Regions from separate parts of the Mus musculus genome. Here region 1 is linked to region 2. The links are chromatin contacts, found by POLR2A ChIA-PET in ENCODE. All regions are on one chromosome and are shown on one strand. Each heading gives the region's core, a stretch centred on a gene start or an enhancer-like site at or near the end of the contact. The rest is flanking DNA. Distances are from core to core; before and after follow the strand shown. Region 1 holds the start of Tsku (tsukushi, small leucine rich proteoglycan). Region 2 holds the start of Acer3 (alkaline ceramidase 3).

Region 1 (3,109 bases), core at 42-2,541, 52 kb after region 2:
AGAAAGGATCAAAGTTTGAGTCACCTCTGAGCCTGGCCAAGTGTGGGCGGGAGCCGCTTTCAGCTAAGCTCGCCACGCTGGTTACCACCACGGTGCGCTCCGCTCCCACGGCATAGAGTTCTTCTCACTTCATCCACATCAGTGACCGAATCTCAACGGGCTCTGCAACACGCCCGTGCCCTACGTGAGCCATTGGCCATCCCTTGGGAAACTAGTGTGTGGAAAGCCCCTTTTCATCACAGCCCAATCAGGGCTAGGGGCCGCGAGCAGGCCGGATGCAGACAAACCGTGGCTTTTCTCACCTACTGGATTGGAAGGTTCGTCCCCTCACTCTGGGGTCGGGTTAAAGCAGAGCCGGAACTCAAAGCCAATCAAGTCTCTCCACCAAACAGACTGATCTCAGTCCGCACTCACTCTGTCCCCGGAGCGCAGAGCAGACTACTGCCAGCAGTACGCTATTCCCGGGTCTCTGGCCTCAGGCCGGAGCCCAGACCAGCGGTGTCCCCTCCCTCCTCCCACTGGGGTCCAGTGAGGGTGTCCCGCACGCTCCGCCCAGTCCTGGCCCGGGCCAGTCGCCAGGCACTGCAGATCACCCCCAACCCACCAAATCCATCTCATCCCCTCCCGGCTCAAAGGACCTCCGGAGGTGAGACAGAGAAGGGCTGCCAACAGGCGTTGCCGGAGGAACCCAGAGAAAAGTTTGAAGCCAAGTAGGGGGAAAACGATGGACAGAAAGGGAGCAGAGAGTCGGGGCAGCTTCAGGGCTCTCAGTGCGCACATACCCCACAGATACTCAACTCAGACACGTCGACAAGCATAGACCACGTATGCGGACACTAGGAGCGCCCACCGGTCCCCACAACCAAACGCAAGGCTGCAAAACGGGGACACTGGAGCGAGATAGCCATGCAAAGCCACGCACACACAAAGGCAAGGCAGATGCTGGCTTCCGAACCCAAATCCACAAAAGACCCAGTACCGTGAGATGCACGTGTTCTTACAAAGACCCTGGAGGCGCCGGCCCACGCCCACGACCCCCAGGCAGAGCCTTTGTCTCCTGAAAGCCCTCACCCTTGCTCCCCCGACTCTATGGCTCGGTGTCCCGGAAAAGTTGAGGGGCCTTGGCAGGACCCGGACCCGCCCCTCGCGCTGGCCTGCTCACGGGATGGGGCGGTGAGGTTGGAGTCCCGGGCTCCAAACCTCCAAATGCGCGCCGATCTCGCTGCGCCTCCCGACAGCACCCACCTGGCAGGTCTGCAGTTGTCGCCTCGGCACGCTCACCTAGGCGACCCGGCGTTGGCCCATGGGCCGGCGCTTTTCTCCGCGCCGCTCGTCCCGCCCCACGTCCCCGCCCGCCGCCGGGCTCCCCTTGCTCGGCACCCAGTGGCTGCACCGGCAACAGGCCAGGAAGCTCAGGGAGCGTCGTTAAAGTGCAAGTCTAGGGGGGCGTTTTAGCAGCCCTGCCCCCGCCGGCCGAGCACGGGTTCCACCCTAGGGAGCGTCTAAAAAGTGCGCGGTTCCCTCCTACTCCACAAGGCCTCTCCCAGCTTCCTGCAACCCGGATCCCTGCCCCCTCTGCCTTCCTTCAGTTGCGCGTCCCAGTAATCTCAGCAGATGGCCGCTGGGTCGGGAACATCTGGAGGTCGCCAGTGTGTGTGTGTGTGTGTGTGTGTGTGTGTGTGTGTGTGTGTAGGAAAGCAGAATTAGTTGGCAAGAATGGGTGGGTGAGGGTTTTTCTCTCAAATTCTCCCCTACCCCACTTAAAAAAAAAGTTTTAAAAAAGGTCCAGAGTCACTAATGGGTGTGTTTGAGAAAAGAGACAAGGCAGAACAGAAGAGAGAGAGAGCAAAAGCAGGAAAGCTGGCAGACACCAAGTGAGGGAGAAAGCAACAGACTTAACAGACATATTTTTTTTCCTGGAGGGAAAGTCAACTTCTGGCTGGATTTCCAAGAAGGGAAACTGCTCTGTAGTAGCGGCTTAAGTCTTCCATCCTCTTCTGCCGAAATTATTTGCATATATATATATATATATATATATATATATGCAAATATATATGATATATGACATGTGTGTGTTTGAAAAAAAATACATGAGTGAAGAGAGAAATTGCCTGCTGCAGGTACTTCTATCCACATACCCAGACAGTGCCTATCTCCAGAGGGAAGTAAAGGGTTAGAGGGAAGTGTGGTATTGTCTCTGGACCTCCCAGGAACTTGCCACCTTGGAAAGGGCCCCTGGGTGGGGAACTCCAGCCATGTTTCCCTGCCGTGGCCCAGGCTTGTTGCACACAGTCTTTTCATTTCTTTCTTCCTTATTATTTAAAAACAGAAATCTTTGCTTGGGCTTGTGCGTGTCTGCCCGAGGAAAAGGAAGTTCCCAGTCAGCAAAGTCAAGTTCACACTCAGAAGAAAGTGGTTGTTCAGACCCTTCCCTTCCCTCCACCATGTGGCCCTGGGGACTCACCTGGGCTGAACCCTGCTATTAATGAGGAGAGGGGACAATGGTCCCTGTCTCCTAGGAGGGGGAGGCAGGATAACTGTCAGTGTGAAAGCCTAGCTCTGGAGAAAGAATGTTTCAAAAAGCCAAAAGAGGGAAAGAAAAAAAAAATCCATCATCCTTGGGAATAGGAGGTCTTTAGGGGAATCTTTTTACTGTGGCCTCGTCTGAAATCGTATCCAAGTGGGCAGGGTCACCCTTACAATTTAGTGCTATACTACCAATTTTCTTGGAGCCTCCTGGGCAGAGTCTGAACTCCTCTTCCTATGGAGTAGGAATACAAGAGGAATGATGTAGAGTTGGTGAAAGAATTAATAGTTAGACCAAAGTAGGGGAAGGGGAATAGGTTTATTGAACACACTGGGAGAATTCAGGGAGATGGGGAGTCAAAAAGAAATACCTGTCTGCAGCTACCATCTTTCTATTTTTTAAAAATAAAATTACATTTATTTCATTGTTCCAGGTTTGGAGGATGTCCCTATATTTGTAGAGGTCAGAGGACAGCTTGTGAGGTGTTAGTCTCACCTCCAGCCCTTCCACTGTGTGGGTTCCAGGGATGGAACTCAGGTCACGAGGACTGAAGGGAAATTCTTTTACTCACCGTGTCATCTC
Region 2 (3,023 bases), core at 105-2,604:
ACTATTTATTTAAACTAGTGGTTCTGACACTCAGCCTAAATCATGGCCTCAAGGGCATGGGACTAACGTCCTGAAAAACTACAAGACTTTCTCATCTGGCCTGAAACTCGTCCTCCAAAAGAACTTAAGTACAGAACGTTAGCTAAGAGTTTTGCCTCACGGCCTAATAAAGTGGATCCATTCAAAAGAAGGCAGTAGCAACCAAAGACTATTCTCTGTTCCTTGCCAGAAACCAAAAAAGGACGTGTTCTCAAAAGCTAACCAAAGCGGATGGAAGAAGTGGCTGATTTCTTTCTTGCCTGGTTGGAATAATTATGTAGAAAACACAAACACACACACACACAAACACACACACCCCGAGAAAACCCTAATCTGGCTAGTAATGCTGGTCTCCAGGAGCAGCAAATCGTGAACTCTAAAAGTGCTTTCATAGAAATAAGTGTCCTCAGATGACCACTAGCCCCTAGAAAGTCTGATAAGCTAGATGCAGTGGGGAAGCAGGGAGAGGTAGTCTCTTGGGAGAGCAGCTGAGGAAAGTAGTGACTAGGTGCTCTGGCTACCACCTCTGGGACAAGAGGAACAGTGATCTCTAGAAGAAGGCAGCGGGTAGGGATGGCAATAGGAGTGAGAATGGGGGTGGAGGCTCCGGCATTGAGAAACGGTAACTGTCTCCTGGAAGTGAGTGGTCTACCGAGAACGGACAGATGAAGGGAAGGCCCCTGAAGAGTATTCCCGGATTGAGGGTGGATGAAGCCAGTGAGCGTCCCCTTCTCTGTGCCCGGCTGGCTGAGGCCGGGTAGCAGCATTCGGGCCCTCCCGGCAGAGACCTCCTCAGCCCCGAGCGACTTCAGGGCGGGCAGTGGCCGGCCTGGCAGCGGCCGCGCTCAGGTAAGAACTCCTATTCCCAGCGGCGCGCCTCACGCTCTCATCCGAGGTCCGGGCGCGGCTCGTACGTCCCTTTCGTCCCCAACCTGAAGGCCCCCAGAAGCCAGTCCAGGCACCACTGGCGGCCACGTCGGCTCCCCGGCTTCCCACGGCCGCGCACGCCTAGCTGCCGCTCGCGGGCCCGGCCTGGAGCCTACCCTCGCCGCCAGGTTCGCCCTCCGCGTTCTCCCACACGTCTCCCCTCGGCGCGCGCCCTCGCCTCAGGCTCCACTCACAGAACTCAGCGACGAACAAGGTCACCACATAGTTCTCCTCACACCAGTCCAATGTGGAGGTCGTGGGGCCCCAATAGCCTTTGCGGTCCACAGCCGGAGCCATCGCGCTGACGCCCCACACACCCTGCTCAGCCGCTCTCGGGCCGGCTCAGGCAAAGCGCGCTCTCCGGCTTCCTCCTCCCTTACCCAAAGGGCAGGGGCGGGGCTAGAGCCGTCACTGAACCTGCCCAGAGGCAGGCCCCGCCCACCGAGCCTCTGGCCCGTCCCGCTCCCTGCCCAGTCCCACCCACCGCTCCCGGGGCAGGCGCAAATGACCCATCCTGATCGTGCGGGGCTGATCTGTAGCTCTTGGACCCTGGGTGGGAATCCGGAGAAGTGGGAGAGGTTGTTATCAGCCAGAGGAGTTAGGGAAAGGGGCGGGGGGAACCCGGCCGACCCCGACGTGAGGGTGAAGTAAGTTGGGAGGCTTCCAGGACCCACTTTTCCGTCAGGATGGGACCAAGCCTCTATTAGTGTGAGGGCAGTCTGTTTTAATTGGGGCAAGAATGAGAAGAAACCTTTCTCTGTCAAGATTAAACTTGCACAATGAGACACCTCAGTGTCTAACTCAGACCACGGACCTCCAACGAGGGAGGAGACTAGTAACAACACCCCCAGGCAGCTCCAGAGATACCCAGGAAGTCATTCTGAGTGAAAGGGACAAGTCAGAATGTACAGAACAAAAACCAGGTATTAGGATCCTTTAAAAGTATACACTGAGGGGCTCCGCTGTTAGGACCGTTGACTGGACTTCCAGAGGTCCTGAGTTCAATTTCCAGCAACCATATGGTGTCTCACAACCATCTGTAATAAGAACCAATGCCCTCTTCTGGTGTGTCTGAAGGCAGCTACAGTGTACCCACATACAACAAATAAATAAATAAATAAATAAATAAGCAAACAAACAAACAAATCTTTTCTTAAAAAAAAAAAAAAACGTGTACACTGAGTAAAGTACTAAAAAGTCTGTGGCTTCCCTTTAGGCCATGCACAGCATTTTCTGCCTCTTTAGTGAGCTTTTCTCCCTTGTCACCTCCACACTGGGCTATTAAAGTCCGTGAGATGGCTCAACGGGTTTGGCTAAAGGCACTTACCATGCAAGCCTGGCAGGCTGAACCTGATCTCAAGAACCCATGTAAAATACAAGGAGAGAACCGACTTCATAAAGTTGCCCCCAGACCTCCGTACAGGCAACATAGCACACGTGTCTACACACACACACACACTGGGGGGGGGGCATAATAATAATAATAATAATAATAATAAGAAGAAGAAGAAGAAGAAGAAGAAGAAGAAGAAGTAAAAACTTAAAAAATAATGGATACATCCTGCTGCCTTTTGTGTTCAGCTCCATCAAACTTTCCCCCTGCTATGAAGATGCCGACTCTCCCACTTTTGTTTAAAATTTTGCTCCTTGAAGACCTCCCTGGCTTTCACACCTGAGAGCCTTTTGTCCTTCCTTCGTATCCCACACTCATGACACCATGAATAGAGACACTTCCCATACTTTGTGAGCCAGCCTGCAAGATTCTGCCTGGCCACACTGTGCAGAACAGGGATATACAATTGTTATTTTCTAAATGAGTCTGGTGAGCTGCAACCAAAGGGGAGGGGGCCAGAGATGTGCATCATTATTCACAATTGGATGTCATTCAAATAGGTTTAGCAGAGGTGAACCATTGAAAGTCAAGGTACATCTGTATTTGCTTTAAATATGTGATATATATATATATATCACATTAGTTAAGCTAGACAGTGGTGGCTCATGCCTTTAATCCCAGCACTCTCAAAAAGCAGAGGCAGGCAGATCTCTGAGTTCAAACC

Evidence for each region. ChIA-PET counts read pairs that join two places held with the same protein, here RNA polymerase II (POLR2A).
Region 1: POLR2A ChIA-PET joins it to region 2 with 10 read pairs in embryonic stem cell. The contact joins the promoter of Tsku here to the promoter of Acer3 in region 2. POLR2A ChIA-PET finds 5 or more read pairs at or near these places in 2 of 5 experiments (Patski and embryonic stem cell).

The regions. Positions count from the first base shown.
Region 1 is chr7:98,359,997-98,363,105 of GRCm38, forward strand. Tsku (tsukushi, small leucine rich proteoglycan) reads right to left here and starts at 1,292. Exons shown (of 2, transcript NM_001024619.3): 1 at 1,246-1,292.
Region 2 is chr7:98,308,188-98,311,210 of GRCm38, forward strand. Acer3 (alkaline ceramidase 3) reads right to left here and starts at 1,355. Exons shown (of 11, transcript NM_025408.3): 1 at 1,161-1,355. The coding sequence starts at 1,263.